Linked DNA regions of Mus musculus: regions 1, 2, 3 and 5 are each linked to region 4. Evidence: chromatin loops called from intact Hi-C (ENCODE). Cell type or tissue: heart. All regions are shown on one strand. Each heading gives the region's core, and the rest is flanking DNA. Links, peaks and the distances in the headings are about the cores only. Region 1 overlaps 4833418N02Rik (RIKEN cDNA 4833418N02 gene). Region 2 holds the start of Ttc7 (tetratricopeptide repeat domain 7). Region 3 holds the start of Pigf (phosphatidylinositol glycan anchor biosynthesis, class F). Region 4 holds the start of Srbd1 (S1 RNA binding domain 1). Region 5 holds the start of Mcfd2 (multiple coagulation factor deficiency 2).

Region 1 (5,989 bases), core at 284-5,283, 1.1 Mb before region 4:
ACACATGGTGTCTATGTGACTCCAGCTCACCTCCTTGCCTCCTAAGTCGATGAACCAGCAGGTATGGTGGCATGAACAGTGAGGCCAGAGGGTACCAAGTGCTCCCAGCCATCTAGAAATGAAGCCATGAATCTGACTGCTTTCTCTCCTGACTTTCTACATAGACTCTTCGTTCCTTCCTGCCTGGATGGGAGTTCCTGCACAACCTAGAATGCTGACAGGGATCTACCTTGTGTGACCTCTTCTCACATTCTGTCACCCCAAAACTTTCCAACATGGATGTGAAATGTAGCTTGGCCACAAAGAGATCAGCTATTGAAGCTACTCAGGCCATCAGAGTGTGGTGTGGCATGCAGGGCAGGTTGTCATCAGTGTGATCACACATGGCAGGTTGTCATCAGTGTGTTCACACATGGCAGGATGTCATCAGTGTGGCACACATGGCAGGTTGTCATTAGTGTGGCACACATGGCAGGTTGTCATCAGTGTGGCACACATGGCAGGTTGTCATCAGTGTGGCACACATGGCAGGTTGTCATCAGTGTGGCACACATGGCAGGTTGTCATCAGTGTGGCACACATGGCAGGTTGTCATCAGTGTGGCACACATGGCAGGTTGTCATCAGTGTGATCACACATGGCAGGTTGTCATCAGTGTGGCACACATGGCAGGTTGTCATCAGTGTGATCACACATGGCAGGATGTCATCAGTGTGGCACACATGGCAGGTTGTCATCAGTGTGGCACACATGGCAGGTTGTCATCAGTGTGTGTTCACACATGGCAGGTTGTCATCAGTGTGGCACACATGGCAGGATGTCATCAGTGTGGCACACATGGCAGGATGTCATCAGTGTGGTACACATGGCAGGATGTCATCAGTGTGGCACACATGGCAGGTTGTCATCAGTGTGTTCACACATGGCAGGATGTCATCAGTGTGTTCACACATGGCAGGTTTCTTCCTAATATTTCCTTTTTCCACTCATTGTTGCAGATTGAACCCAAAGCTCCATGGTTGTTTAGGTAAGCACCTTGCCGACCCTGCCTTCCTTATCTCATGTTGTCACACAGCCTGTCTGCCACCTTCTACTACTGCCATAGTTTAGGCTCACAGCACTTCTGGCTCAAGCTAGCTCGTGTCTTAACTCTTAGTACTGAACAACATACTCAAGAAATTAGCATTAAAACACCAACCACGTCTGGGTGGATGGCGAACCTTTGTGAGCTGTCAGGAGAACGGCGTGTAATCTTTAGACTGAGTCTAAAGTCCGACACAGGCAAGCTTCAAAATCATCTGGTGCTGTGTGGAACGGACTCTCAGTAATTATTTGTTAAGTTAATTTTAGAATCTAAAAGTGCCAGAAGTGCTCCCAAGCCTGGGAGACCGAGCTCTGGAGTGTCCTTTACCCTGCCCTCTCACTTTATGACTGAGACACCAAACCTCCCTTAAGCAGGCAGGGAGAGGGTGGAGGGTGATGTCCCACCAATCCCATCCCTCCTGTTCCTTGTCTCCGTGAGTCTTGTTTCTCTAGTAGCTTCTCTTATAAGACTGATGCCAGTTACTCCTTCCCAGAACAGGGACCTGACTGTCTCCATATCCTCTGGAGAGGGAGGGAGGGAGGGAGGGAGAGAGGGAGAGAGGAAGGGAAAGGACTGAGGGAGGGAGAGGGATAGAAGGAGAGAGGGAAAGAGGGAGGGAAGGAGGGGGAAGGAAGGAGGGAGCGAGAAGGAGAGAGGGAGGGAGGGAGGGAGGAAAGGAGAGAGAGAGAGAGAGAGAGAGAGAGAGAGAGAGGTCAGCTAGAGTGCTCAGAACCTTTTACAGCCTTCCTTAGCTGGTGTTAGTCACCGGGAGTCTTGAGTCAGCTTTGAGTGTCTGGCTTTTCTGGTGACAGCAGTTGTACCCCATAAAGCCAGCTTTCCTGCTTCTGCTTTCGAAATCCCCGTTTCCCTCCTTTCACAAATACTTTTTGAACTAACCATGATGACACAGGTCTGTAATTACAGCAGTTGGGAGACTCTAGTAAGAGGGTCATGAGCTCAATGTCGCTTGAATTCAAAAGCTGTATAGCAAAATCCTGTCTTCAAAAAACATCCACAGGCCGGAGCTGCGACTTTACAGTGGAGACTTTGCATTCACAGAGTTCTGCATTCCGTTTCCAGCGCTGAGAACATCCTGCTTTGTGCTGTGAAGAAACATCACAATTAAAGCAAAGTGCATGAAAGACAATCGTTATACACAGACTTATTAAGCTCCCACCAGGGTAAAGAAACAGGTTTTTACCAGCATCCCAGGAGCCTCCAGTATATCCCTTCCCAAACAACCTCTGCCTCTTAGAAATAACCATTGCATTTATGGTAATTATGACATTGGTTTCTAATAGCTCTATAAAATTGAAAAAAAAATTATCCCATTTTTCAAAAATTATGATTGAAATTCAATTTTATAAATATGTTGAATTTTTAGAGGGTCACATGACTTCTGGTTTAAGTTTATTAATGTGATGAAGTATCTTTGCATTACTAGTGTAAGATAAACCTAGTTGTATTCATTTCTTGTGGCTGATGTAATAAATTTAAAACAACAACATATATTTATTATCTTTAGAATTCAAAAGCCCGAGGTGACTATTACAGACTTGATCAGCAGAGGTGCATTCCTTTTATTGTCATTTTTATTTATTATTACCATGTGTGTGGGTGTTAGTGTGCCTGCACATGAATCTGGGACCAAGGAAGTCAGCGTGTTGAGTTCCCTAGAACAGGGGTCGCAGGCCTTTGAGAGCTGCATGACTTGGGGGCTGAGAGTTGAACTTGAGCCCTCTGATGGGGGCCACTCTTCGCTGCTGAGGTATCTCATCAGTCTCCTCTGAAGACTTCATAACTGTCAACGACCTGTCTTGATCAAGTCCACCTCTAACCCCCATTCCCCCTCCTAGTTTCCTCTTTCTTTCATTTTTGAGGTTATAATATAATTTCATCATTTCCCCCTTCCCTCCTTTCCTCTCTCCAGATCCTCTCAAATACCCCTTCTTGCTCTCATTCATATTCAAGGCTTAGAAAAGTTACGTGTGTGTGTGTGTGTGTGTGTGTGTGTGTACATGCGTGTGTGTGCGTATACATATATATATTTTAAATATAACCTGCTCAGTCTGAATAATGTTACTCATAGATATGTTGGGCTGACCATCTGGTATTGGATAGTCAATTAGTGTGCTTGTCTCTGGAGAGTCTCCCAAACATCCGCGTTTCTTGGTTGCCTGCTGAGTGTTCTGTAGGTTTGAGACCATGTGGTCTTTATCCTGTTCACATTAGCATGTCTATTGTTCCTCTTCAGCTCCTCTTTAGGCAGTCATGGTGGGGAGACTTTATTGGTGTATTTCTGAACTCACGAGGAGACACCGTCCCACAGCAAACTCCCCGGTCCTTTGGTTCTTAACTCTTCTCTTTCCTCTTCCACAGTGTTCACTGAGCCTTAGGTGTGGGAGTGTTGTGTAGAGGGATCTACTGGGATGGTGCTCCACAACTCTGGACTTTGATTTGTTGTGGTTTCCTGGAATGGTCTCTTGTCTGCTACAAAGAGACGTTTATTTAACCTTACCCGTGAGTATAAGGACAGACGTTTAGAAGGTCGTTAGGGATTGTGCTGGTTTAGTAAAGAAATAGTAATTGTAGGTTCTCTTCCAATGCCCATGGCTGCACTAGCCTTGAGAAGTTGGCTAGGCTTCCATTATCAGGCAGTTTACTGCTTGTTGAACAGGTCTTAAGCCCTGTTAGAGTTGTTGGTTACCACCAAGGTATGTGTGCCACTACTGCACTCTTAGGGTGATGGCACCGTGCAGAAAGAACTGTTGGCTGCTTCCCTCTTTCAGAAGCTTGCATGGTACCTTCTGAGACCGTGAGACCCAGTCATCAGGAAGACAACATTCGGGTCAGCTCCAGCTCAAGGAACTCTGGGTCATGTGTCTGAAGTACATGGTATCTTCAGCACTGTGGGCTTACCTCCTACCTAAGGGGCCCACCAAGAGCCATAGCAACAGGCTGTATATTTTAGAAGTCTCTTGGACAACCCTGGGCAACAAGCTATCAGAAGACATCTTCTCATGCCTGGAGGGAGCGTTGTGACCCCAGATAAGAAATTTAAATTACACTGCACACACACACACACACACACACACACACACACACACACACACACACATGCATGCATGCAGCATGATATATAACTATAGTTTAAGTGAAAATTCTATGTGTAGACACAGAATTACATGCATTTTAGAATTTTTAAAAAATATTACGAGTCCCTATTTTTCAGACATCCTTCCTATTATTTACCTCTCCATCTTTCCCACAAAGAGCTCCTCTCTACCTTTCCATTTCCCCAATCAGATCTTTATTTCTCTTGATATTTCTGTAATTCAGTGAATCCAGTTAGTGTTCTGTTAGATGCTAACTGATCTTGTTGGCTGGATCATGTGCAGGGCACCCAGTAATCCAGTCATTTGGGCAATGGCCATATCATCGCTGGAAGAGAACATTTCACAGAGCTCTCTCCATCCTCTGGCTCTTACATCCTAACCACCCCTTCTTCCAATAACTTCCTAGAGCAGATGTTCCCTGAGCAGATGTGCCTGAGCAGTGCCCCCTGAGCAGATGCCTCTGAGCAGATGTCCCCTGAGCAGATGTCCCCTGAGCAGATGTCCCCTGAGCAGGTGTCCCTGAGCAGGTGTCCCCCGAGCAGGTGTCCCCGAGCAGATGTCCCCCGAGCAGATGTCCCCTGAGCAGGTGTCCCTGAGCAGATGTTCCCTGAGCAGGTGTCCCTGAGTAGGTGTCCCTGAGCAGTGCCCCCTGAGCAGGTGTCCCATTTAGGGCTGAGCACCCTACAGCCACTTATGAGTCTGCTTGGTCCCTACGATTCTTGTCTCACTTGAGCTGCTCTCAGAGAGCACGATTCCAGACCCTCCTCTCTCCCTTCTCTTTCATGACCTCTCATGTTTCTCGGGACCAGGCTAGCATATGTGTCCAGTATCAGCGACCATCCTATAAATTCTTCAAGCCTTTCTTCCTAGAATACAGAACCAGGTAGCTTTAAAGAATTTTTCCAAAGAAATTTTTCTTACAAAACATCCTCCACGACCTCCCCTCATTGACTTGTTATTTCTTCTCTCTGAGGAGAGACTTCCTGAGAAGAGGACCAAAGAAGGGATGCCCAGATTTGGAAACCTTTGTTGGAAAATCTGCATCTTTTTCGTCTGCTTTATCCCTTTCTATGATACTTCTGACTATCCTATCTTGGCATCTCCATCAGATCTTTCAACTTAGCAGCCCATCACATTTGTGAATGTTTATAAATACCATTCTTCCCTTTTTAAAATGATCACATGCTCTCTATGTAAAATGATCACATGCTCTCTATGTAAAATAATCACATGCTCTCTATGTAAAATGATCACATGCTCTCTATGTAAAATGATCACATGCTCTCTATGTAAATTGTGGTTTGAACTCCCAACCACTGAGATTGGTAAATTCAGTTCACACAGGTACACAGACATCTTGTTTAACCTTTGGATGGCTTGAGAATGCTGGTCCAGCAGCTCTGCAGCACTGGGCCAGTCTTTCTGAGGTTCCCCGCCGTTCCTCTTCATGGGTGGAAGGTGGCTACTACTCCGTCCCCATCGCTGAGAGAAAGGGCTGTAACAGTCACTGCTCACCTATCAGAAAAGCAGCTTCCTCAAGTTCTACGAATCAGCATTAGGGACTGCATCACATGGCTCCTTAGCTAGAGAGGAAAGATGGAAAGACATTTGGTGTGTTTAGCTTCTGTAGAGATGGCTAGGACAGTGGGGGTTGAAAGATGGAAACTATGCTACTACCTAGTGAAGCACCAGCATGCGCCTGCTGCTGCTTTGTGCTTATCTAAAGTTCATGTACACCCCTCTTTTGTAAACTTGCACCCACAAAGGAATTAACCCGAGTGTCTCATCA
Region 2 (5,896 bases), core at 1-5,000, 1.1 Mb before region 4:
CCTCAGGACCTCCGTGAAATGTGGACATCTGTGTTTGGCCACCCCCAACCCCCTTAGTACCTTGTGTCCTTCTCCTCATTAGGTCTCCATCGGGTCACCTACTGCAAAAGTCTGACAGGGCAGGTGAGGTCCTAATAATCTAGGCTAGAAAGGTGGCTCAGTGGTTGTAGGGAACCCAAGGATCAAACACCTTCTTCCTGCCTCCGTGGGCACATTCACTCATGTCCACACAGCCACGTGCAGAATTAAAATACACAAAAATTTAAAAAGGTAAAGATAAATTTTTTTTTAGGGGGGGGGGTCAGGGTTTTACTGTGTACTACGTAGCCCTATCTGACCTGGAACTCACTATGGAGCCCAGGCTGGCCTGGAACTCATAGAGATCCTTCTGTCACTGCCCTCTTTCCAGTGCTGAGAGGTTGTGTGCGCCATCACATACACACACACACACAAAAATCAAGATTCTCCTTCTTAGGCTGCAGTTAGGGGGGTGAGCACCAATATTATTTTTCCCCCGGAAAGAAGTTCCTATTCTCTGAGTAACTACAGAATTCAAAGAAAGAGAAATCTCTGTCCGTCCAAAAATGCGCTTGCATGCTCTGGGCAGTATTTGCTTTCCTTCCTCTTGTGTGTGTGTGTGCGCGCGGGAATGTGCACATATGTGTATGTTGTGTAGGTTGGGATTGTGTATCTAAATTTAACAATGAGAGAAAAATCACCCACAGAGCTGAGCAGGGGAGGCCATCTGTTTTTACTGGTCAGTTGTGTTGTCAAAAAATTACAATACATACACAGCCCAGACTGGCCTCAAACTCAAAACCGCCCTCTGCCTTTGGCTCCTGTGTGACAGAACTGCAGACACGTGATACTATGTCCAGCAGGACTGCACTCTGACTTTAAAGTCCATCTTGGAATCCTTCCTCACCTTTTTGGCTCCCTAAACTTTGTTCTCCTGGGATACTGATGAGCCTTCCTGGGAGGGCTCTGAAGAAGAGTGTAGGAAAAGCAGGCCCACGGGACGAAAGGAGGCTCTGCTTCCTGTCTGGGGCCCAGCACCTTGCTCTGTGGGACCAACCTCACTCATATTCCCACACAAGGTACCAGGTACCAACACCTGAGTGTGTCCCGCGTGCACCAGCCCAGAGGATTCCCATACATTTCCTGGAACAGGGAGAAACTGACCACTTCCCCCTGCCATGCTCAGACCTCCTGGGATTCCTGCATGCAGGATGCTGGGAAATACCTTGCCCTTCTATTGTAGGGTCCGCTGCAACTCTGAAGCCTGCTGCCTTTCCTCTGAGCTCTACAATCTAAGCCATAACTGTCTACCATCCTGCCTCCTATCCACTCTAGTTGCTCTGCAAGGGTACTCATCTTTGAGAGAACACAGGACAAACGAAAAGGTGTACTCAGAATCCTGGGTTCAGATTTCACAACTTACTGGCTGATTGATGAAGCTATTTACCTATAAATACAGCAAATCCAGGAAACAGGAGTCGCTGGGAGGAGTGACGGCTAAAGTCCCGAGGTTGGTGTGGCACACAGTAAGCACTATATTGGATCAGGGTTATAATCACCCCATCGCTCCCACAGAGGTGTCCCGGGCTGGGTGGTTTTGGAAAACTCTTTATAGTCGGACTTATTCTCTGCCCACTTCGGAAAAGGTGGGTGTGCACACGCGGCGGGCTCTGAACCTCTCCCACCGCAGAGAGCAAGACACCCGAAACAGGATCTGGGTCTGAAGACTGGGCGGGGTTCTCCCTCTACCCCATCAGGGTGCTTTCCCGCCCCAGCACAAGAGCCCAGCCCAACTAAACCAGCCCTGCTGCAAAAGCCACAGGCTGCCAGGACTGGATGGGGCCAGTGTCCGCCACTGGCGAAGAAACTGAGGTTCGCCGGCCTCTTCTCTGACCAAACGCATCGGTCTAAGTCTGCTGTGGACAGAGCTTGGTCTCAACTTTATTTGAGGGGAAAATAAGAGAAGACACAGAGGAACAAATTTAACATGAGGGAGTTTCGACAGTTTAGGGAGGCAACGGTCCGGTCTAATGAATGCACTTCTCTGATACCTACAGAAACCTCCATTTCAGGGTAGGGTTACCCACGTGACCTTAAAAGGCAGAGAGCACAAACTTTTCTCTTTCTCTCTCTTCTCTTCAAACACCCAATCTGCAAAGCGATTTTTCTCTTGGGACAGACGACTTTCCTAACTGCCTCGGCAAGCCGGAGGGTAGCACCCAGCGCCGGCTCCGGGACGGGTCGGTTGAGTCGCGCTTCCTGGACGAGGCGGTGCTTTTCGCGCGCTCGCTCCGGGCGAATCTGCCCTTCCCTCACTCACCGGTGTCCAGAGTGGTGAACCTGCCGCTCGGGCTGTTTCGCCGGTTGCTACTGCCGCCGCCGGAAATGCCCAGCATCTGCAGATGCCGGGCCAGCTCGAACATGCGGTCCCACTGGCCCTCGGCGCGGCAGCGCTCCACCTCGCTCTCCACCTTCAGGTGGGTGCCGTGCGCGCCCTTCGCAGCCATCTTCGAGCAGGAGCTGTCATGGGAGGTGCGGCGGAGGAGTGGAGACCAGGCCGGGGGCGGCGTCCAGGCTGGGGAGCACTCTCCAGCAGGCTTGACGGGAGTGCAGACGGCATCCGGGGCCCGGGTGGCAGAGGGGGCCCGGGTAACGGCAAGGGGCCCGCAGCAGCAGCAGCAGCAGCGGCGGCGGCAGCGCCCACCGCACCGCCTGGAGCCTCTGGACTGGGGCTGCGGCTGCGCGACCCCAAGGCGTCCAGAAGCAGCCTCCGCCGCTGCTGCAGCAGCTCCTGACGCTGCTGTCTCCTCCTGTGCAGCAGCTGCTGCCACAGCTCCCGCCCCGTGCCCGGGCGTCTCCAACAGCGGAACCTCCCCGGGCCGCGGCTCCACCCCAAAGTGGGCGTGGCTATCCCCCGCCGGGCTAGGCGAGCCGACCGCCAGCGAGGCCACAGAAGCCAAGCGCGCACACGGCGATCTCGGGCCGCCCTCCGCCGGCTCCCCGCCGCTGACTGGGTGCTCACTTTAATGCTGCGGGGAGCCCGGGAGCCCGGGGGCGCCTCGCTCCCCGTTCCCTCCCCATCCCGTCAGGACTCTTGGCCTGGGGTCCTCCGCCCGGACCGCCCGGCTTTGTGTGGTGGCCCCGTCACCGCCACAGCCTGAGGCACGTCACAAATCCGAGGAGCGGCCGACAGGACAGTCCTGGTCCCGGGCTCTTGGCGGATCCGGGTCGGATGCAACGCGCCCGCCCGCAGGGCTGCGGATAGACCGGCCGGGGCAAGTCCCTAAGCTCTTCGGATGTCCCCAACTCGGAGAGGGTTTATGTTTGTTTTAACTGCCGGACTCCTCTTTCCATCGGAATGCCTACTCTGGGTTCTAAAAGAGGATCTCAGCTGATTTTCCACTTGCTGCTACTTTATTTTGGTGTCTAAAGGCTGATCAGAACTCCAGGGAGCGCCCGACTCCGCTCTGCTCCGCTCTAAGGCCAGCGGTGCCCAGAAGTTCAAAGGACTCTGGGCGGGGCTTGGAGGGCGGAGCCAGGACTACCCTGGCTAGAAGGCAAGTATCGTGACCCCACCCTCGGTGAAACTGGAGCTGTCAATCCTGCCTGGGAATTGAGGATGTAGCTAAAACCACAGCCAACACTGAAAAAAAAATCCCCAGGGCCTGTACTTAAGTCACTTGTTGTGAGGTCCATTCCGAAAACGTTCGAGAATGATTTCAGGCAAGCTTTTCAGTAGTTCGAAACTGACCGCTTTCTACTTCTCCGGGAGGTCCTTCCACTCCCTGCCCCTTGCTGCCGGGAAATTTACAGCTTCAAGTTTCAGTACAGAACTAAGGTTTTCGGGTCTATCAGAGCACAGGCTCCTGACGCCCATTACCAGGGCCGGTCCCTATCAAAACTTCAGCTCCTCCGTGTGATCGAAATGAAGCCCCCTTCCTCCCTGGAAGGCAAGATTCCCTGCCCCTGTGTGCAGAACCTGAGGTTCTGCAGAACTAGGTTTCACGGAGGCGGTGGGGCAGGGGGATGGGGTGGGGAGAGGGTTGGGGAAGGCAGAAAGAGTGAAAGACTGACTTGGGTATCCTGAGAATGCGTTTTCAATTTACCTAGTCAGAGTGTTAGTGGGAGATACCCCTGGGGCCAGAGGGAACAGCAGGATTGACAGAAAGGGGAAGGGTAGACTGATAGAAACAAAGAAACCCCATCTTTTCTTCCCATTCTTTTGTCAACCACGGTTGCAAATACTGGAGGACTGGCTGCAGAGAGCATTAGCTCTTGTCTGTTTGACTCTATCATCAGTTTGAGTGTGGGCACGGGAGGGCACAGAGTTCGTGCCTCAGATACAAAGCAAGTGTTCCTCCAGGCGCCTGACCGCGTCTCAGCTCTTTGCTAGCAGAGCCAAGATCCTCATCTTCTAATGACCAGCATTAGGAAGAGAGAGTGGAAACCTATAGGAAAAAGAACAAACGAAAAAGTCACAGAGCTGTGACTGCATTAATAACATCTGGTGAGATAAAAGGCAAGTAGCAAGTGGGGTTTGTTGCATGTGGTGGTGCACGCCTGCTGTCATAGTATTTGGAAACTAAAGGCAGGGGGATTAAAAAGAATTCAAGGCCAGCCTGGGATACATAGCAAGATCCTTTTTTTTTTTTTTTAAAGAAAAGTAATGTTATTTATTTATTTAATTTACATAATCTTGTATCTCACAGACAAATTCAGGATTAACTTTAGTCAAGACCACTCTGATGCCAGCTTACCAAAGCTGCTAGCCAACATCGTGGTGGTCTCCCAATGATTTTACTGCTCCACATGAAGAGGAACAGCTTTGACCCCAACAGTCTTATTAGTGTTTCTAAGAAAGACAATGAAGTTCATGGAGGAAGTATGGGGGGTTGGGGGGCAGGTTGGTATTTTGTTTGAGACAGGTCTCACTATGTTGCTCTGTCTGGCCTGGAACTCACCGTGTAGACCAAGCATCCTGAGTGCTGATACAAACGGCGTGCACCTCCACAATGAGCAGAAGTGTGCATCTTTCAAGTGAGCAACAAAAGACATGAGGAGTGGAAGCCGCCCTGAAGGCTGCTTTGACTGCATTGTTAGTGGCTGTCCCTAGACAAGTGAAAGCCCCTGGACTGTGGGAAAGACTGTAACAGGATATTGATATTTATTAAGGTAAGGGCTCATGAGATCTCTCTCATACTTGGATCTTGAAAGGTTTATGATACTTAGGTAGGCCCAGAAGCACACAGTATTGAAGTGCTAATTCTAACTCCCCGAAAGCCTTGGATCCACTGGGGAAAGGTTACTAGGGGCTTGATTAGGTCAAATTAACAACACAGAACTTTCAGAAAAGGTGGGATCACACTAGCTGCAGTTGTCAGTAAGAATCGGAAACCCTTGCAACTGTCTTTTCTCTAATTTGTCTAAGCCCCTTTGGGGGTGCCTGGTTTTCTACAATTAAAAGTTTATCTCTATATGGAATAAATCTTGCCTTTCCTTACAAATTAACCTGTGCACGGCACTCTTAGGTCCTCTCTGAGCTAGAGAAGTAAGCGGAGGGGTGACTCAGTCTTACAGTTCTCCTTTGTAGGAGTCAAGAAAAGGTCATCCACATATTGAAGAAGAAGAGAGTCCCAGGGTACATTGTGGCCTTGGATTCTTGGTTGGGCATTTGGGAAAAGGAGAAGGATACCCCAGTGAGTCCAAGACACAGACACCATATAGTATTGATCTCCTCTAGAGAAGACAAATAGAACTGTTGAGGGTTGTTGTTGTTGTTCATTGTTTTTGGTGTTTGTTTGTTTGTTTGTTTAATCTAAAGAGACACCAGGAAAAGCAATGAGAAGCTCTGGGACCTCACAATGGCATCTGAGTTGGC
Region 3 (5,989 bases), core at 521-5,520, 880 kb before region 4:
ATTTTTCCTTTCTAAGCTTGCTATGCTTGTTCAAACTTCTCTTTATGAGACTTAACCAGAGAACAAAGTCTCTGCTGGGCTTTTTTGGAACTTCCTTTGTCAATGCAATTAATCTGAGTCTCTTCACCTTAGCCTCAGGCAGACTTTTCAGACAAGGGCAAAAAGTAGCCACATTCTTCACCAAAATACCACAAAAACAGTCTTTATGCCACATACTGAAATTCTTCTCCTTTGAAATCTCTTGGGCCAGGTCAACACAGTTACTCCCAGCAACAAAGTCTTCCAGATTCCTACTAGGATGACCCACTAAGCCCCATTTAAAGCATTCCACTGAGTTCCAAATCCAAAGTCCAAAAATCCACATTCTTTCAAATAAAAGCATGGTCAGGCCTATCACAGCAATACCCCACTCCTGGTACCAACTTCTGTCTTAGTTAGGGTTTTACTGCTGTGAACAGACACCATGACCAAGGCAAGTCTTACAAAAAAAAAACCAAAAAAACAAAACAAAAAAAAAACAAACATTTAATTGGCGCTGGCTTACAGGTTCAGAGGTTCAGTCCATTATCATCAAGGTGGGAGCATGGCAGTTTCCAGGGAGGTATTGGTGCAGGCAGAGCTTAGAGTCCTACCTCTTCATCCAAAGGCTGCTAGTGGAAGACTGACTTCCAGGCAACTAGGGTGAGGATCTTAAGGCCACATCCACAGTGACACACCTACTCCAACCAGGCCACACCTCCCTGGTACAAGAATATACAAACCATCACAGACCCTTATTGTAATTTTTAAAAATCTTCATATAATAGCCCAGTTTTTAATGAACACTGTATAATTGCTTTATTGTTCAGTCTTAAAGTAGTGCTTTGACAATGCCTACACTCTTTTTGTATGTGTAACATCTGTCTACTTTGGTTTTTTTTTGTTTGTTTGTTTGTTTTGTTTTGTTTTTGTTTTTCGAGACAGGGCTTCTCTGTATAGCCCTGGCTGTCCTGGAACTCACTTTGTAGATAGACCAGGCTGGCCTCGAACTCAGAAATCCGCTTGCCTCTGCCTCTCAAGTACTGGGATTAAAGGCATGCATCACTGCACTGGGCTTTGCTGTATGCGTTTAATAAAAAAAAAAAGTAAGGCAGTCTAAATTTGTTTGAGAATGTAAAACTTAGATGTGGGAAGGAAATGTAAACACAGACTTTACCAATCTGAATCAAATAGACATACATTGAAATAATAATTTTACTACTTCTTGACTATATGAGGAATCCGTACATGTAACTCAGATGATGAAGAAAGATGTGCACTCCCAGGAGAACCGAGCCCTCGGTGTTTACTGGGCAAGGTAATCAGCATCTAACACTGCACTGTGCAAAATGTGACGCACCAGAGCAGGGCCACAGCGCTTGACCCAGCTCCTGTCTCCTAACAGCAAACAGTACCTGTGGTGTTCCGGGCACCATCTTTCCATGTGTCTGGAGTGATAACTCTGCCGAGTTTCTTTTCACCTGTGGTCGCCAAGACAGCAAAAGAGAACAGCTGTCATCTAATAAGCAAACTGTGTGGAAATAAAATAACAAAACCCATTTCTTTGCTAACTTTACAATAATAATTTAAAATGATAAATATATTGTATCGCCTAAAGTACATAACGATATGAAGTCAGATTATAGGAGGAACCTACTAATGCCAGGGTAGAAACCAATGAATGAAAACTTAAGATAGTAACAGTGGGCAACAGATACTGGTTCTAAATAAAACTTACAGGACAAAACGATGCTCTAGTAACAGGCTTTAACTGATTATACTTTAAGCAGTTCTGACAAACTTATTCATTCCTCTCTCTCACATTCTCTAATCACCTAGTCTGTACAAAGCACCATGCAAGGTTCTGATGAAAACAAAGCAATTTAAAATGATAAATATATTGTATTTATATGCTCCAAATGGACAGTTACTTAGTACTGTTTAAGTAGGGCACTGTTCAGGGTGGAGAAGAGCACTGGATGCTCAGTGGTATGGATGTGCCAGCTGAGGCCAAACAGTCCTCAAACACCTAACAGAACAAGGAAAAGAAAGCACACTGAAACCAAACTCCCTGGAACTCAGTAAATGCACAACTGGAGAACACGTACGTGCCAAGTTCTAAGAGGTAACTCTAAAAAATTGGAGAAAAGTAACTTTCTCGAATAATGTGTGATACAAGGGAAGACTGAACTGAGGCGGCTGCTGACATTACAGCTTCTGTATGCAAGTACCTCAGTTTACTTACGGGGTGCATGCAATGAGCAGACAGACTGAGAGGCTACAGATAATAAGACCTTAGATTTCTCAGAAGAGCAGAGGAAATGACCTTTCAGGGCACAGCACAAAGGACGGCTTCACAATCTAAATACATTTAAGCCACATTTAATTAACCATTTATCCCACTTTCGAAAAGAATAAAAAACCGTTTAAGAATGGCACAGCTCTGGAGGGGTGTCTGTGTCCAGAGTTCTACATACTGAGGGGCTATGAACAAAATGGGTCCTGTATATCCGCCAGTAACTGAGATGTGGGTTGAATCTTGTCAGAGAAGGCTGTCTAGCCCATGAAAGAGATCAAGAGAAGAAAGTTGTTTTTAAACGAATCATCAGCTTTTGCAGCTACCAAAAAAAAAAAAATTAAATATTTACAACAAATCTTAAGGGTTTCATTGGAATTACTGAATGGTAACTAAAAGGGTTAAAAAGACCTTTCTAAAAGCCAGGGGTGACTACTTAAAGATTTCTTTGGTGGTGATGAGACTCTCTCCTTCACCTGACCCAAAGCTGTGAGTATTAATGAATTGACGGGATGGCTCAAAATATCCAATTTAACTTAATTTCAGATAGCCACTGAAGTAATTTTTAAAATAAAATCTAGCCGGGCGGTGGTGGTGCACGCCTTTAATCCCAGCACTGGGGAGGCAGAGGCAGGCGGATTTCTGAGTTCGAGGCCAGCCTGGTTTACAGAGTGAGTTCCAGGACAGCCAGGGCTACACAGAGAAACCCTGTCTCGAAAAACCAAAAATAAATAAATAAATAAATAAAATCTGTATTAAATGCGGCATGTTTTGTAGTAAGGAAAAGCAGAAAGTCAAGATTTAAACATTATTCGGGACATATTAATAATACTGGAAATTAACCATTGCTTATAATCTTAAGATGTAACCGAGAGCCTGGAACTTATACTTGTGACATCTGTCAACTCTTGATGCTACCAGAAAGATCGTGAAGATCCGATTTAAGCCTCCGAGAGCCAATCAAGAAGTTGTAACGGAGGAGACCCAGAAGGGGCGCGAGGACGACAACAGAAACAAACACAAGAGGCGCAGAACTGAAGCCATTCTCAACACAGAGCGGAAGGCTATGCTTACGGGACAGGCAAGAAGGGCCGAGGGGCAGGGTAGGAAGACACCGGTTACGCCACAGACCAGCAGGGGAAAACCAGAGAAATCCCGAGAGAACTTCTCAGCCCTCCACCTCCCCCAGAAGCAGCCCCTGAACTTACACTTTTCACACACCATCCTTACATGGGGGTGTCCCTGTGCCCTCAGCCGGCAAAGCAGGAGCAGCAACCCAAACACAACAACGCCCCAGCGGAGACGACTTCCTCTTCCGGCTACGTCAGCCCGCTTCCGGACTCTCAGCCCTCCCGCTCCGGCCTATCCCGTACCTAGAAAGTCGCGGGAGGGATAAACGCGAGCTGATGGGCGGGGCTGCTCTCATTATCCCGCCCCTTCTCGTCAACGATTGGCTGTGCGCTTGTGAGTTCCCCCCGCCCCCTCGCTTTCTGGTCTGCGCCTGCGCCAGGGGCCATGCCAGCCTGTAGCACCTGAGGGTGGGAGGCGGTGGTGTCCCCCTTCCCTTCGGCGGGCGGGAGAGTTAGGTAAGCCGGTGGCGGGTTGCTTCTCACACTCGCCCGGGGCGGGTGCAGGTCGCACCGCCGACCGCTGCGGTGACTTCCAGGGCGCCACGCTTCCGGCGGACCAGAGGATGCCCTGCGCTACCGACCCTCTGAGATGCCGGCGTCTATCACAGTCTCTCAGGGGACTCCGACCTCAGGTCACCGGGTCGGCCGCACGGGCTCTCTCTATGATGGCGACCTCCAGTTGCCCACACTGCGCCGTCCGAGGCTGGGACGGAGCCACCTGGGTGGGGTGGAGCTGCGGTCCGCACCTGAGCAAAGGCTGCTCAGGAGGAGGGCTCGGGAGCAGCCAAGCCTTCCGACCCCGTTCTCACGGGATCGCGAGTCCCGAGGGCGGCTTCCCAGGTGTGGTGTCCTGGGTCGGGGACTCGCTCGCCGGTGTCACCTTTGCGTTTGGGTACCGCTCGCGCTCGCCGTGTTAGATGGGTGTTTGCCGGTGGCCTAGGATGGATTTCTGATCGCGCTTCCTGCCTGACCCCGCAGTGGAAGGGAGAATCTGAGAAACTTTCCCCAAGTCTTTTCACGGCTATGCGTTCTTGTCCCGACCCTGGAGGATTTCTTCTTGTTTAAAGAGGCGATGCTTGAAATGGCTTGTGCGTGTGTAACCTTGGCCGTATCTGCTAACTTGTTCATCCAGTTTTCTTAATCAGTATCATTTGCTTTTGAAAACGATAAGTGTGAATGAAATGAGGGCTAATAGCACCATGCCCAGACTTGCGCTTTTACCTTTCCTGCTAGTTCCTCACCCTGCGGTGTGGATGTTACTTTTTGGGCCCGATTTTTACTACATTGTAACATGTGTTACTTTTAAGTTCTTAATTAACTTTAGTCAGTATAACATAGAAACTGTTCTCTAGGTCAAATATATGTATTTAGAGACTGGAAACTATTGTTTCTCCTCCCACTCGCGTTCTGCTATTACCATTATTTAACATCTGTACAGACAGTGTGAGCCCTTAGTGTAGCATAATGACCATCTTAAGATGGTCCTCCACCATTTGCATATCTAAGTGTATACTTGGCTGTCATTTGGGAACTGCAGTGATTTTCGCCAAAAAAGTAAAATTAGTTGCTGGTGTCTGGCACATGTCCCCTTTGTAGAAACCAGTCACAAATATTTAAATTTTTACAGGAATTTTCTTTTTGAGGCTCTGAAAGATAATGTATACCATATTAGAGAAATCTAAAGTAACAATTAAAATCTGCATATGCTTGTTCTGTGTTTTGAAACAAATATGTTGCCCATAGAAAATTATTAATACATGGTTTATATTTAGAGTATTGAAGTGCTTGGGACAATGGAAAAAAAATCATTACATGTTTTTCTTAATTTGTTTTCTACTAGATAGCTACCCAAGAAAACATCATGAAAGATACTGACATCAAGAGACTTCTGTATACCAATCTTTTGTGCGTATTTTCAATTTTCCTAAGCATTTTCATTCCGTCCTTCTTCGTGGACAACTTCTCAGTATTGGAAGCTCATTTGACCTGGCTGTGTATCTGCTCTGCTTCTGTGACCACTGTCAATCTCTTGTCGTACTTAGTAGTGAAACCGAATGTGTCCTCTAAAAGAAGTTCATTGTCACATAAGGTAAGGGTCACTTCTGTTGCTTCACTGGCTTTAGGGTGGAGGTTACAGTGTAAGAAGGAAGTTTCGCTTCGTCCTTATTGAGTGATTTACAGTGTAAAGGGAACCAAGTCTCCCCCGCCCCCACCAGAGCAGTAGCCTGTTACCTTCCTACAGTGTTTGATAGATTCTTGCTGTGCATTCATTGTGGAATTATGACTCCTTCAATGCATCACAATGTGAATGACCTATATAAGCATGGTTTTATCACGGAAGATAACTTACAAGACACTGCAGTTTATTTTCATTTACTTTTGTACATTTTTTTAGGTATGTGGGTGGGCAAATGCATTTGGGGGCTGGAGGACAACTTGAAGTGTTATCTTTAGAAACCCTGTCCGCCTGCCCTGTCCAGGACATTTAATGGTGTGGAGCTTATCACTTAGGCCAGAGTGGCTCTCCAGAGAGCCTCTGTCTCCC
Region 4 (5,989 bases), core at 287-5,286:
GCAGAAGAGAGGGGCCAGAGCAAAGGTTCCATGAAAGGAAGAGGAGAGGAGGAGAAAAAAGAAGTTGCCATGGGGTAGGCGATCGATGGTGAGTGCATGGCCTGTTGGAGCAGGAGTGGCCCATGCAGAAGCTGCCAAGTGATATCTCAGGATCACTGACAGGGAAGTAGGGAAAATAGCACAGAGGGTTGAGATCTGCCCAGCTCTAATGCTTGAAGGTTTATTATAAATACAAAGGTTTTTGTGTCTTTTATTTGGGAACTATATGTTCTAAGTAGTATGTTAACCACAGAGCAATATTAACCACAACAGTTTTCTTGTTTAAATACTAGACTATAAATACTGCTCCTACCTTTGCTTGCTCTTTCATTTCAATCTGTACAGTATATCACTTGAAGCAGTCTTCCATTATTATGATTTATAGTGGTCTTGTCTCTCCAGAGAAACAGAGCCGATATGATTGACACACAGAGAAGCTATGATATGACTGATACATAGGCAGGTAGATAGGCAGGCAGGGCCTATCTATCATAGGCATTGGTTCACACAATTATGGAGGCTGTCCTGCACCAGTCCATCTACAATCTAGACAACTGGGGAAGCTGAAAGCGTGGCTCACTCTAAATACAAAGGCCCCAGCATTTAACCTGAGAAACTGGAGAACAAGAGGTTCTAAGCCCCAGAATTCCAAGGGTAGATTCTCCGGAGTCCAGCATCTGAGGGCAGGATAAAAGGGCTGTTCCAGCTACAGAGCTCAGAGTATCCCCTTCCCTTCACCTTTTTGTTCTGTTCAGGCCCTCAAACAACTGGACAACACTCAGCCACATCATATGGAGATCCCCCTTCGTCTAATACGTTCAAATGTCAGTGTCCTTGGGACAGGCACAGATCGATAAAGCCTTTCCATCCGGTGGGTGACGGTTAACTCAGTCAGGTTGATAATCTAAAACCAATCATCATTCTAAGTGATTGACACTAAGGACAAAGTTGTTGGCTTACATTTTTAAAAGAATAGTAGGTTTTAAAAGAGGCCCTGTCTTCTGCGTGTCAGGAGCTTCACACATGACATGAACTGCAACCCAGAATTGGAGGGCACACCTGTGATCCAGACCTTGAGGCTGGAAGACACAAGTTTCTGACCTGGATCTTGGCATGGAGATCTTGAGGCATAGTGGCCATGAAAAGCTTAGGCCCAGGCAAGGTAGTACACGTCTTTAATCCTAGGAGACTAAGACAAGGAGAGCTCTGAGTTCAAGGTCAGCCTGGGACAGAGGAGAGCTCTGAGTTCAAGGTCAGCCTGGGACAGAGCAGGTTCCAGATCCAGGTATGGTGGCACACACCGTCATCTGGGCTACACTTTCTGCTGGAGGTGTAGAAGGACATTGGAAGAAGGAAAACCTCTTTGACTACTTGAGTACTTGTCAGCACAGCTGCTGGAATCTACTTCTACCGAAGACGAGCTCAAACAACTAGCCGTGTGGTGCTGAGCAACCACTAGATTCTTGGACTTCCCATCCATAGTGGCCCATTGTGGTTTAGTTGGACTACAGACTGCAAGTCATCACAATAAAATTCCTTAATATATAGAGGCATTCTATAAGTTCTGTCCCTCTAGCGAACCCTGAATAACACAGATCTTTTTGTGTGTATGTATGGGTGGACATATGTGTAGGTCAGAGGACAACTTTAAGAAGTTGGTTTTCTCTTCCCACCATGTGGAGTCTAGCATTCAGACTTAGTGACAAGCGCTTTGACTCACAGAGCTGTCTTGTTGGCCAATTCGTGGGCTCTGATCTGTGAAATTATGTCAGAGGGAATCTTATATAGCCCAGGTTGGCCTCCAACTCACTATTTAGATAAGGATGTACCTCTATCCCCCAAGCTGGGATTATAGGATCTGTTCTGCTTGATAGATGAAATTCTAATCTAGACTCACAAGTCTTGTTTCTCTAGTTTAAAACCTTATTCTTATGTTGTTTCTGTGAGTTTCGTGGGGCTGATAAAAATGATAGCAAGGAAAGAGATAAGTAATTTTTAATTTCCTCTGGGAACTGATTTAGAGATGTAAATGGAAAGAATTTCTGGAGAATGATTTATAGATTTAAAAACTGGAATGATTGGGGGAAGGGGGAAGGTAGGATTCAGGTTATCACAGCGGGTTTAAGATTTGACTTTTCCAAACTCAGAAAGCAGCATGGGAGTTTTCTGCGGTTTGGGGTATCCAATTTGATTTTCTATTCACTATGAGCTGACTGTGCAACAGCTTAGGCATTTGATGTGACCAAAAGAGACAAAACAAAAAGTAAACAAAAACCTGTCTCCTTGTGGACAAGGGTTATTTAAGCCTAATTTAATCAAAAGGTAGAGGCTATTTTTGGGTCAGAAGACAACTTTCTGGGAGTTGGTTCTCTTTACACGGGCTCCCGGGGTCCAACCTGGTTTATCATCTTGACAAGTATGAGTGCTTTATCAGCTCTGAACAAGGAAAACCCAGCACTGCATGTAAAGGAAACTGTGCCTAGGCTCGTTTACCAGGATTGTGCTCACTGCACTTTTCGGGACTCTGAATATGAGATGGGGCAAGGTTTCTGATTCTCCGGGAGAGCTGCATTTTCTCGAGTTAATGACCCAGTGACTATTATTTTCAGTGTTCTGGGTATCTTAACAGTTGGAGATGGGACCCAGGGAAACCCGGTTCAAAGGCAAAAAGCAATTTGCATAAATCTTCTTGGAAGTATCTAAGAGGCCTCGGCTTCCAAATGGATCTGCTTGGCAGTCTATCAAACTGCCTGAGACTGGAGGAAGAGGCTGATGACTCTAGCTAATGTCTCTCGTTAAGTAAGGTTCCCATGGGATGAATAAGGACTTAGCCAAGGCGGAAAACTTCAGACACTTTCACAGCGTGGTAGGGTGGAGGGAGAAAGAAAAAGAAAAGGGACGAGCTAGGTTTTGTGGCCTAAAAATACAACGCAGCGGGGGCAACGTGGCGAACTCAGACTGAGCTGGGCTACAGAGTAAGTCTTTTTCAAAAAACAAAACAACAAAAAACAATCCAAAACACAAAATGAAAGGATGGGTGAAAAGGGTGTAAAGTAGTCCAAGAGAGGTCTGTCAGAAAAGTGGAAATATAGAGGCGGACGCATATTTGCCAAATCTCTGCCCCTCCCCTAGGGTAGCGACAAACACAAATTCCCTGTGGACCAGAGGAGCAGTCTCTCTCCTCGCCGCCCCGCCCCCGCCCCCGCCCCCGCCCCCGCCCCCGCCCCGCCCCCGCCCCGCCCCCGCCCCTGGACCGCACCGGCTCAAGCCCCGCCTCGCCCTGGCCCCTGTCCTACCCCGCCCCGCCCCGCCCCGGTAGTGTGGCTCCAGTAAAGTAAGGCGGGACTTCCGGCGTTTGAAAAACTTCCGGCGGGAACCGGAAGATTCCTCAGCAGAACTCTCTTCTCCAGATTCGCCAAGCCCGAAGGTGAGCTTTGTGTCCACCGTAGCGGCAATGCTTCCGGGCCGGCCGTTTTCGCTTTTCGGCCGCGGTATTTATGAGTGCTCGTGTGGGAAAGAATTTTTTTTAAATGAAGATTTTCTGTCTTTTAGCACCAGCGGTCTGTCACACAGTCTACACTGTACATTCTCAGCACTGTCACCATAGCGCGTCCTCTGAACCGGCTGGTAGCGCGCATGGCAGGCGTGAGAAAGCCAGGGCCACTTTGTTTGTTTGTTTGTTTGTTTGTTTTCACCCCGAAGAATCGGAGCTGAGGGAGGAATCGCTGTCAGTCGTGGCGCGCCGGGATCACGCGCCTTCCTCAGAGGTGCCCTGGGCACAGAGGAGGCGACCGAGCCATGGAGGGAAAGGATGACTGAGAACTCTGAGCAACTTTCCTCAGTCTTCCTTCCCACGTGGCAGCTTGACGTTCTCCTGTGCCCAGGGAGGCGCAGGGCGGCGCAGGACGAGCCTTGGTACCCGTGGCTCTCAGTTGTAGGACTTTGCCTCACACCTCTATCGTTGGAGCAAACCGTTCCATCCCATGGAGTCTCAAGATTCTCATTCATAAAAACACAGCAGGGTTCTCTCGTAGCGAAGGCTAGCTGCTGTCCTCCTGCTAGATGGCTTGTTGTTCTTTGTTTTGTTTTATCTCTTGAGGGTCTGTGGACATGTGAAGCATCTTTTTTAAAATCCCCTCAGGGAAACATTTAGATGCCTTAAGAGTTGTCTCTTTTTTTCTCCAAGAACAGTGGCTCTCCACTGTGGGTTGAACAATAATCCTTTCACTGGGGTCGAATATCAGATACCCTACATATCAGATATTTACGATTCACAGCAGTAGCAAAATTACAGTTATGAAGCAGCAGCGAAAATAATTATGTGGTTGGGGTCATCACAACGTGAGGAATTGTTTTAAAGAGACTCAGCATTAGGAAGGTTGAGAACTACTACCCTAGAAGTTTAAATGCTGTTTCCCCCTTTTAAATATTGGTGCGCACCAGTATTTTTGTGGGTTGGGTGCATCTTAACATGTGGGCTAGGTCACCTAGAAAGATCCTTTTGTGACAGAGTATACCCAACCCCAGATCCCTCAACCTTGGTCCTAAAAATTTTAGCACTCACTTTTCTTGTCCACGTGTCCTTTCTTTTCATTCATTTTTTGTTCTGTTTGTCTGTCTGTCCTTTCTTCCTTCCTAACTTTAAAAAAAAATGGAGACTGAAGGATAAATTGACTTGATCTCAAATGCTTGGGACTTACTTAATAACATGTTAATGTTTTCACTGTGGGTTTTGAGTCATGGCTAGGGACAGTTGCATGTTCTACTCTTGTTCAATGCACTGAAGACAACCCGCCTTTGCTTTCTGTAGAACTTTCCAACTGGCTTTTTTGTAGTTTAAATCTTTCTTAGAACATGGGTTTGCTCCCAAGGAAGGCCTGTGGTTAAATCACTTCAGAGGAGCAGCTAGTTGTCTCTCTTCCGTTTACAGAGTGAAGGCAAGTTTTCCCCTGACCTGGTTTGAATTAGCACTGTGTCAAACACCAACTTCTTATTTATTTACTTAATTATCTATACATAGGATCTTACTATGTAGACCGACCTGGCTGGAACTCTTAGAGATCCTCCTGCCTCTGCCTCCCTAATGCTAGGGTTAAAGAAAGGTGTGCCACATTTCCTATTCAGCCCTTTTTTTTTACATTTTATTTTTATAATGGCAAACTGTTCATATGAAGTCATATTTTCCTGTTCTCATAACCTGTCCTGTCCTGTCTGCTGCTAAGAGACTGTTCTGCTGGCCTTTTGTTTCCTTCTCCACACAGTCTCCCTCAGTTTTGCACTCACAGGACAGAGATACTGGGACATCAGGCTCCTCTTTGTGACAACTGCTTAAGTATTTCTGTGAAGTATTACCTCCTTTTATAAGTGTGTTAGAGCCAAGGTTTACAATATTCCTCTGGTCCAGAGACTTGTTCTGAACATGCTAGTCTAATGCATTTTTTATTGTTTTGACATTCTCTAGGTAATAAATGTTATCAGTTTAGTAGACTTACTTTTTTGTTATATTATGTGATTCCTCTTGTCATTTGTCTTATATTTTTTAACTGCTGAGCCTTTGACTATGGTAAATATTTTTAGTGGCATAGTGGCTAATCATTGATATTGCGAGAGGATGTCTGCTTTGCTTTAGGAGTATAGATTATTCCTAAGTCACTAAGTTGATTGGCATTTGATTGACTCCTAACTTTGTGAAGACACTTTAATGTTATGAAAAGATGTGGAAGAGAGAAAATTTCTTATATTTGAGAAATAGTACAACAGATATCTTTATAATCTGTTGACTGGCAGGATCACTATAAAATAATACTTGCAGAATACTCCATCCTTTAATTCTAAAGCAGACTTATTGCCCTGGAAGGGCTTGTCTTTTTCAAGAGATGGTCTCAGCGTCATAAGGTATTTGCACATTGGAAGGCCACTGGGTTCTCTTCTGACCAGCAGGTTATATCCT
Region 5 (5,989 bases), core at 599-5,598, 1.1 Mb before region 4:
TTAGCGGAATGCAGAAGCCCTCCCTAGTCTGTCTTCTAATTCTACAGGACACGCATTAGTTGCACCCACTCCTGATTCGAGAGGGTCTTGGGGTCTGGGGAATACGACAGGGCTCAGCAGCAGCAGAATATTGCTGACCAGGCTTGACATTTTGGAGCATGTGATTCAATAATTTAGTAGCTGTCTGGTCAATGTATAAGTAATCATGCTGAAATAGCTCGCCTACAGAGTCCTTAAATTGCTTTGTATTAAATATTTCATTTCTCCAACTGTGAGCAGATGTGCAACAAGATACATGCTTAAAGCAGCGCTATCTGTAACAACTGCAAACTGCATTCCTCCTCCTGTCCACCAATCGTCCACTGACAGTTTGAACACTCACAGCAACACTGAGAGTTATAAATTGAGGTTATTCTCATCCCTCTCTCCCTGCGGTGGAGTCCTCTCCACAGACAATACATCACTTTCTGGCAATTCAAAAATCATGTCTGCAGAAAGTCGTGCTACCTATTTGCTGTCTACTTGGGGCCTCAGTCTTCTCATAATGAAGTTTCTTTCTTTCTGTCTCCACTTGTGCTCGTTGGAACTTAAGCACACAAAAGAAATCGGTCATTTCAATCCCACAGCAAGGCTTCGGCTCCGGGGAGCCTCCTGGCCAGTTCAGTTCACAGACTGTAGACCAAGATCCTCTCTAATCTGTGCTTTCAAAGCCAACAGTTTCTAACCTGATCTGCCATTCCTTTGAAGGACTCTGCAGAAAGTTCCTAAGAAAGGTCAATACTCACCAACGTTCTAGATAGTTCTCTTAGAATACAACTGTCTGGCGTGTGGACTGTGTTCAAGGTCCAGCAAGTGACAGACAGCCACTTGGGCTGTTTCACGACTGTTAAAAGAGGGTCACCAAATTTCCAGTCCCACTGTCAGTTCCTTAACCTCTAATTGGATTTGTCACACGTTGCAGAACAGCAACCTCAAAAGTCACAGAGGTAGTGTCTCTGCCATAGACCAAGCTTGGGCAAAAATGGATGGAAGCAGACAGATCATGTGGGCCATCTCTGAGACACCCTTCGTGGCTCCATGGCGGCTCCTAGCAGTAGAACCACGAGAAACTAGAGGTGTAAAATGTGTTTTAAAGTTTTATATTTTGATAGCACAAGGAGATTTGCTCAAAGGTATACAAAGGTAACAGAATCATGAAGACCTCCAAGAATTTCAACTCAAATAACCAAGTGGATATCAGTGATATGGCTACCATAGACAAGACTGGCATGGGTTTGAGGGGAAGGGTCAAGTTTTACAAGGGGTCCTTAAGCTTAAGATTCCAGTTAGCCATCAAATGGAGCTGACAAGGAGGCCGTTATTTAGAGGTACCAAGAATTACAGGAAAGATGGCTCACTTGGGAAAGTACTGCCATACAATCAGAAGACCTGACCTTGGGCCGCTGGCACCCACATAAAAGCCTGGCATGGTCGAAAGTGTCTGTCATCTCAGTGATGGAAGAGGGGGTCTCGGAGACAGGAAGATTCATGGAGCTCATGGCTGGGCAGCTAGCCTTGCCAAACTGACAAATGCCAGGTTCGAGAGACCCTGGCAGAAGAGGGTCAGAAGAAGACATTCAGTATAGATTTATAGCATCCATACATAAGCAAATGCTCTCACACACGTGGACACATGCAAACATATTACATATGCACATACAAAACCTTTAGGGAGTTGTTTGCATGCAACTGGCCTTTCAAGCACAGGACTAGATGAAATCACTAGATGAGAGTACTCAGCACCATGGCGCCCTCTTTTCGTACGTTGAGCAGAGGATGCGATGCCAGGAGGACAGACCGGAGAACAACAAGCATAGTTGTCAGGAAAGAAAAAAAAAATGCTTCAAAGTGTGGCTGTGCCTTAGGGTTTTTAATCGCTGTGAAGAGATGCCATAACCACAGCAACTCTTGCAAAGGACAACATTTAACTGGGGCTGGCTTCCAGTTTCAGAGGTTCAGTCCATTATCATCAAGGTGGGAAGCATGGCAGCATCTAGGCAGACATGGTGCTGGAGAAGGAGCTGAGAGTTCTGCATCTTGATCAGCAGGCAGCAGGAGACTGTGTGTCACACTGAGCATAGCTTGAGCATAGCAGAACTCAAACCCACCTCCACAGCATTCAAACAAAGGAGACAATGGGAGCCATGTTTGACTTCGAGGAATAAGCAAGTCAGAAGAGACCTGGTTTGCATGGAGATGGCCATTTCAATAGCATTGTAGGAAAGAACCAGAGGGCAAGCATCTATGCAGGTAAGAATGATCCAGTAGAAAGAGAAAGATGACAAAAGCTAGCATCCACAGAGAAGGTGGAGTATCTGGCTTGGTGGCAAGTGCTTATTAGAAAAAAGTCTGAGCAGGGCAGTGGTGGCACACACCTTTAATCCCAGCACTTGGGAGACAGAAGCAGATGGATCTGAGTCTGCGGGCAGCCCGGTCTACAGAGCAAGTTCCAGAACAGCCAGGGCTACACTGAGAGATCCTGTCTCGAAAAATCAAAACACCAAATCAGCAACAAAACAAAAAGTCTAGGAGGTGTGAGGTGAAGAATGCTCCAGGCTACCCTCGGTCCAGTCTCTACTTACTGAGCTTCATAAACTGCCTGCATTTGTAGCTCCCAGGACAAAGGATCGTAGGTACAATGCAGTCAACTACAGGGTACCCAGAATGAACTGGACCAAATTAATCTAACCTTCAGAATGAGATGGAATGAGATGCAATATCTTAGGGACTCTTGAAAGAGGCTTTCTCTCCCTATGGATAATGTTGAAATCTTAATCTTGGAAAGTGGGACAAAGAGACAAAAACGGTGCTGTTGGGCAATTTTCAAGGCTACAAGGAAGAGGGGGTGGGGGTGGGCTTTGATATAATCTCTCTCCATCTTTGATGTAGGTGCATCTAAAAAAAATACGATTATGTATCTTCAAAGATACAAAGGAGAGAAGGAATTTTAAAATGTACAGTCCTAAGCTCATATATCTATCTGTATCTATACACATTCACTGAAAGACAATTTTGTTAATATCAAAGGGCAGGATCCTTTTTTTTTTTTTTTTTTTTAAATATATTGTCTTCTCTCAAAGAAAACAACAAAACCAGACGATTTCAGGAACTTTACTAGCTGGATCTTGAGGCTGCGGCTCAGGGAATGGAGCAAAAAGAAAATGGAAGCAGGTCAGTCTTGGAAACGCAGGATCCCCGAGAAGTACCGGCTGCCTCACTGGGACAGGAGTTAGGGGTTTTACTCTCTCAGTTTGTAGTGGAAGCAAGGATATCCGTCAAAGTATAGAGAAGGTGAGGCTGGCCAGCTTCGGAGTCCGCCTCCTCCGGATCCTGCAGCCCACAACCCACGGTGAGCCACGTTCCGGAGCCTCAGGTTTGCCTAGCAACCAGCTCGCCTCTTGGCCTCCCCAGGGCCCTAGCAGTAGGGTGTCGCCCTCGGGAGGCGGGTCTGGCCGCGCCAGCCACAGGGGACACGTGGATCCACTGGATCGGGTCGCACAGGGGGCGGGGCCGGCAGCGTTGGTGGGCGGGCGGGAGGCTGTGCGCGTGCGCGGCTGGGCGAGGGGCGGGACCGGCGTGCGGAGAAAAGCGTCCCAGGGACGGCAGCTGGCAAGGTTCACGTTGGAGTGCTTCGCGACTGCGTCGGGGATTATCGGGGTGAGCGAACCCACGGGCCGGAGGCCTGACCCTCGGGGCAGAGGTCGGTCGGCCTGGGGCTCGAGAATGGGAGGCCCGGGTGGCGGGGTGGAGGATGCGGACCTTCAGGGCGCAGCGGGACCTGTGGCCCACGGAGGCAGCCTGTCTTCCGAGAGGGTTTCGGGGGCCAGACGTGTCTGCCCGGCTGAGCACCGCGCTGTTGTTTGCGCTCACCCCATTGCTGGGAGTCTCAGTACTAGGCTGTAGGGCCAGCTGTGTGGGCTGGACACGGACCCTGGCTGGCCTGGAAGCACGCGGGTCTCAGGCGTTACTCCATCTGCCTCTGGCTCCCCCACCTTCCTCGGGGCAGACCCACAGGTCCTGTTGTCTCGACAGGGTTGGCTAGTTTGAGCCTAGGAGGTTAGGTAGACAAGGGATGCTCGTTTGTCTCGTTTTCCCTTTCTGGGACATGGCACCTCCATCCACACATATGCCCAAACCAGAGGCCTGGGCGTCACTCTTACCTACACTCATCAAATACATTGAACCTATTCAAAACTCTCACTTTTCCAGACACCTTGCCTTAGCAATCAGCTCTCTTTTCTGCTCCTTTAATATTGATTGACCCTCCTCAACGTGTCCAGTACAGGGGAGGTAGAGACACGCTCAGCCACCCTGCCCCATTCCCAGGTCCTTCTGTGGATTCTCATTGCCCTTCCAAGCTCTTCTTTCCTTCCTGCAATGCCTGTTGTGACTCACTCACTGTCTTTGTACTTTACTCAAGACCTGCCCCTCCTCATCTGAATATTCTGGATTGGACTTAAGTCATGTTTAGGTGTTCACTGCCATATGGAGGGGCGTGCTTTGCTTTGGGTTGAAATATTTCTTCTCATGCTTTCTGTGGATGGGGGTGTGTGTGATACCCCTGGAGTGCCTCTTTAGTGACCTGTGTTTTGCTGTCGAGAGGCGTCTGACTGTTCTCACAGCCTTCACAGCTCTGCTCTCCCTATGTAACTAGGCTCTTAGTTAAATGTTAGTTATAAGGGTAGCATGGCATTCCTTTGGAATCCCCCAGTGAACAAATGGACCAGACTATTAAACACCAGCCTATTCAGGACAAGTTTTCAACCTCAGCCCATGTGGGGGCTTTCTGTAACCCAGAAACTTGCTGGTTACTTGGACTTCAAGAGCATGGAGATGACTACAACTAGGAAGCACTAGTCAGTTGGCCTTGGCTCCGTGTAACAGGATGTCTGGGGTGTTGTCAAATGTGATTGCTTTGAATGTAAATTCCCAACTAAGAGCCTCTGAAGGCTGCCAACAGCTGCTAGGAGGAAAGCCCACTCCCTGATAGGAATAATGGCCCAGTGGGAAGGAAGGGTGGGCAGGAGTGCTGCAAAGGGAGAGCTCAGCCTTAGGCCAGGGCCTCTGAGATAGAGACTTAAGTACTGTGTTTCTTCTCACCCCATTCTGACCACGTCCCACGCCAGCTCAGCGTTGTTCAGTTCACAAATGAGAGAACACAGATCCTGACCTTTGGAAAGAGGAGAAGGAAAGATAGGAAGGAAGAAACAGACAAGGAAGCAAGGGGTGTTAACCACAAGAGTCTTTACGTCTCATCTGAACCGGGCCTAGGAGGAATGACCAGACACAGTGGCAACAGAGGCGTCCGGAGCAGTGAGAGGAGCCCTGTTGGAGTCAAGGCTCTGAGGCAGGTCAGCATTGCCCTGTCAGACTCATGCTAAGGCCCTGATTGTTTTCTACAGCCCTCTCTGGTTTCCAGACGATCTGCTTGCCGCCGCCGATCATACCCCACTGATCATACCGACAGGGTTAGTGGTGGTGGTCTGCTGAGCTTAGCAATATCCTTTTCCTCTTTCGTTGCTGTGTGTGTCTCTCCCAGAGTTGCTCATTCTGTTGAAGATGACCTTCTCCAAAGGATGAGCAACAGCCTTTCAGTCAAGAATATATAAGTAGTCAACATAAGATAGTCAAGTTTCTAAGACTCCAGGCCCATCAAGAAGAGTCTCTGTACATGGGGGTCTTTAGAAAAGGGAAGTCAGTTGTCAGCCTCTCCCTTAGTTGGGTTTTTCTCTAGCTTGGCCTTTGCCGTTTCCTGAAGGTGAGTGAGCCAGGGAACCCTTGGGGCTTATCTTTCCAGGCCTTGTGCCCATGGCCTTGAACTAAGTAACTGGAGTGTGGATGATGCAATGTGTCCTTTTTGACTGGGAACAGTTGAATCTGGCAAGTGGCAGGCCCTGCCTCTTGTCGTCCCCGTGCTTTGTGGGATTCCTTCTGACTTCCTGGAGCTGGT

Evidence for each region. Hi-C counts contacts between places; a loop is a spot of excess contacts. Peaks named below come from ENCODE experiments on the same cell type or tissue, not always from the same donor. Only the 100,000 strongest peaks of a DNase experiment are listed, where the experiment ranks them.
Region 1: a loop joins it to region 4, with 4 times the contacts of the local background. A loop is called at or near these places in 7 of 42 quality-filtered maps.
Region 2: a loop joins it to region 4, with 4 times the contacts of the local background. A loop is called at or near these places in 2 of 42 quality-filtered maps.
Region 3: a loop joins it to region 4, with 4 times the contacts of the local background. A loop is called at or near these places in 2 of 42 quality-filtered maps.
Region 5: a loop joins it to region 4, with 4 times the contacts of the local background. A loop is called at or near these places in 6 of 42 quality-filtered maps.

The regions. Positions count from the first base shown.
Region 1 is chr17:87,271,484-87,277,472 of GRCm38, reverse strand. 4833418N02Rik (RIKEN cDNA 4833418N02 gene) reads left to right here. Exons shown (of 5, transcript NR_015506.3): 3 at 1-61; 4 at 999-1,027; 5 at 2,103-2,587. Among named protein-coding and RNA genes, the nearest start is that of 4833418N02Rik, 8.3 kb to the left of the region's middle. In heart, for the core only: no CTCF peak of the experiment used is centred there; no DNase peak of the experiment used is centred there; H3K27me3 peaks cover 519 bases.
Region 2 is chr17:87,279,853-87,285,748 of GRCm38, reverse strand. Ttc7 (tetratricopeptide repeat domain 7) reads right to left here and starts at 2,863. Exons shown (of 20, transcript NM_028639.3): 1 at 2,339-2,863. The coding sequence starts at 2,525. 4833418N02Rik (RIKEN cDNA 4833418N02 gene) reads left to right here and starts at 2,935. Exons shown (of 5, transcript NR_015506.3): 1 at 2,935-3,575; 2 at 4,987-5,190. In heart, for the core only: no CTCF peak of the experiment used is centred there; DNase peaks (open chromatin) are centred at 1,268, 1,808, 2,898 and 3,558; H3K4me3 peaks cover 3,304 bases; H3K27ac peaks cover 2,524 bases; H3K27me3 peaks cover 2,068 bases.
Region 3 is chr17:87,023,209-87,029,197 of GRCm38, reverse strand. It overlaps Pigf (phosphatidylinositol glycan anchor biosynthesis, class F), which reads left to right and starts at 3,797. Exons shown (of 6, transcript NM_008838.1): 1 at 3,797-3,900; 2 at 5,285-5,533. The coding sequence starts at 5,306. Cript (cysteine-rich PDZ-binding protein) reads right to left here and starts at 3,637. Exons shown (of 5, transcript NM_019936.3): 1 at 3,523-3,637; 2 at 1,434-1,499. The coding sequence starts at 3,538. In heart, for the core only: a CTCF peak has its summit at 3,450; a DNase peak (open chromatin) is centred at 3,737; H3K4me3 peaks cover 2,376 bases; H3K27ac peaks cover 1,327 bases.
Region 4 is chr17:86,142,598-86,148,586 of GRCm38, reverse strand. It overlaps Srbd1 (S1 RNA binding domain 1), which reads left to right and starts at 3,412. Exons shown (of 21, transcript NM_030133.3): 1 at 3,412-3,466. In heart, for the core only: no CTCF peak of the experiment used is centred there; DNase peaks (open chromatin) are centred at 2,786 and 3,396; H3K4me3 peaks cover 1,941 bases; H3K27ac peaks cover 1,844 bases.
Region 5 is chr17:87,263,542-87,269,530 of GRCm38, reverse strand. Mcfd2 (multiple coagulation factor deficiency 2) reads left to right here and starts at 3,584. Exons shown (of 4, transcript NM_139295.3): 1 at 3,584-3,696. In heart, for the core only: a CTCF peak has its summit at 3,468; a DNase peak (open chromatin) is centred at 3,490; H3K4me3 peaks cover 2,250 bases; H3K27ac peaks cover 1,792 bases.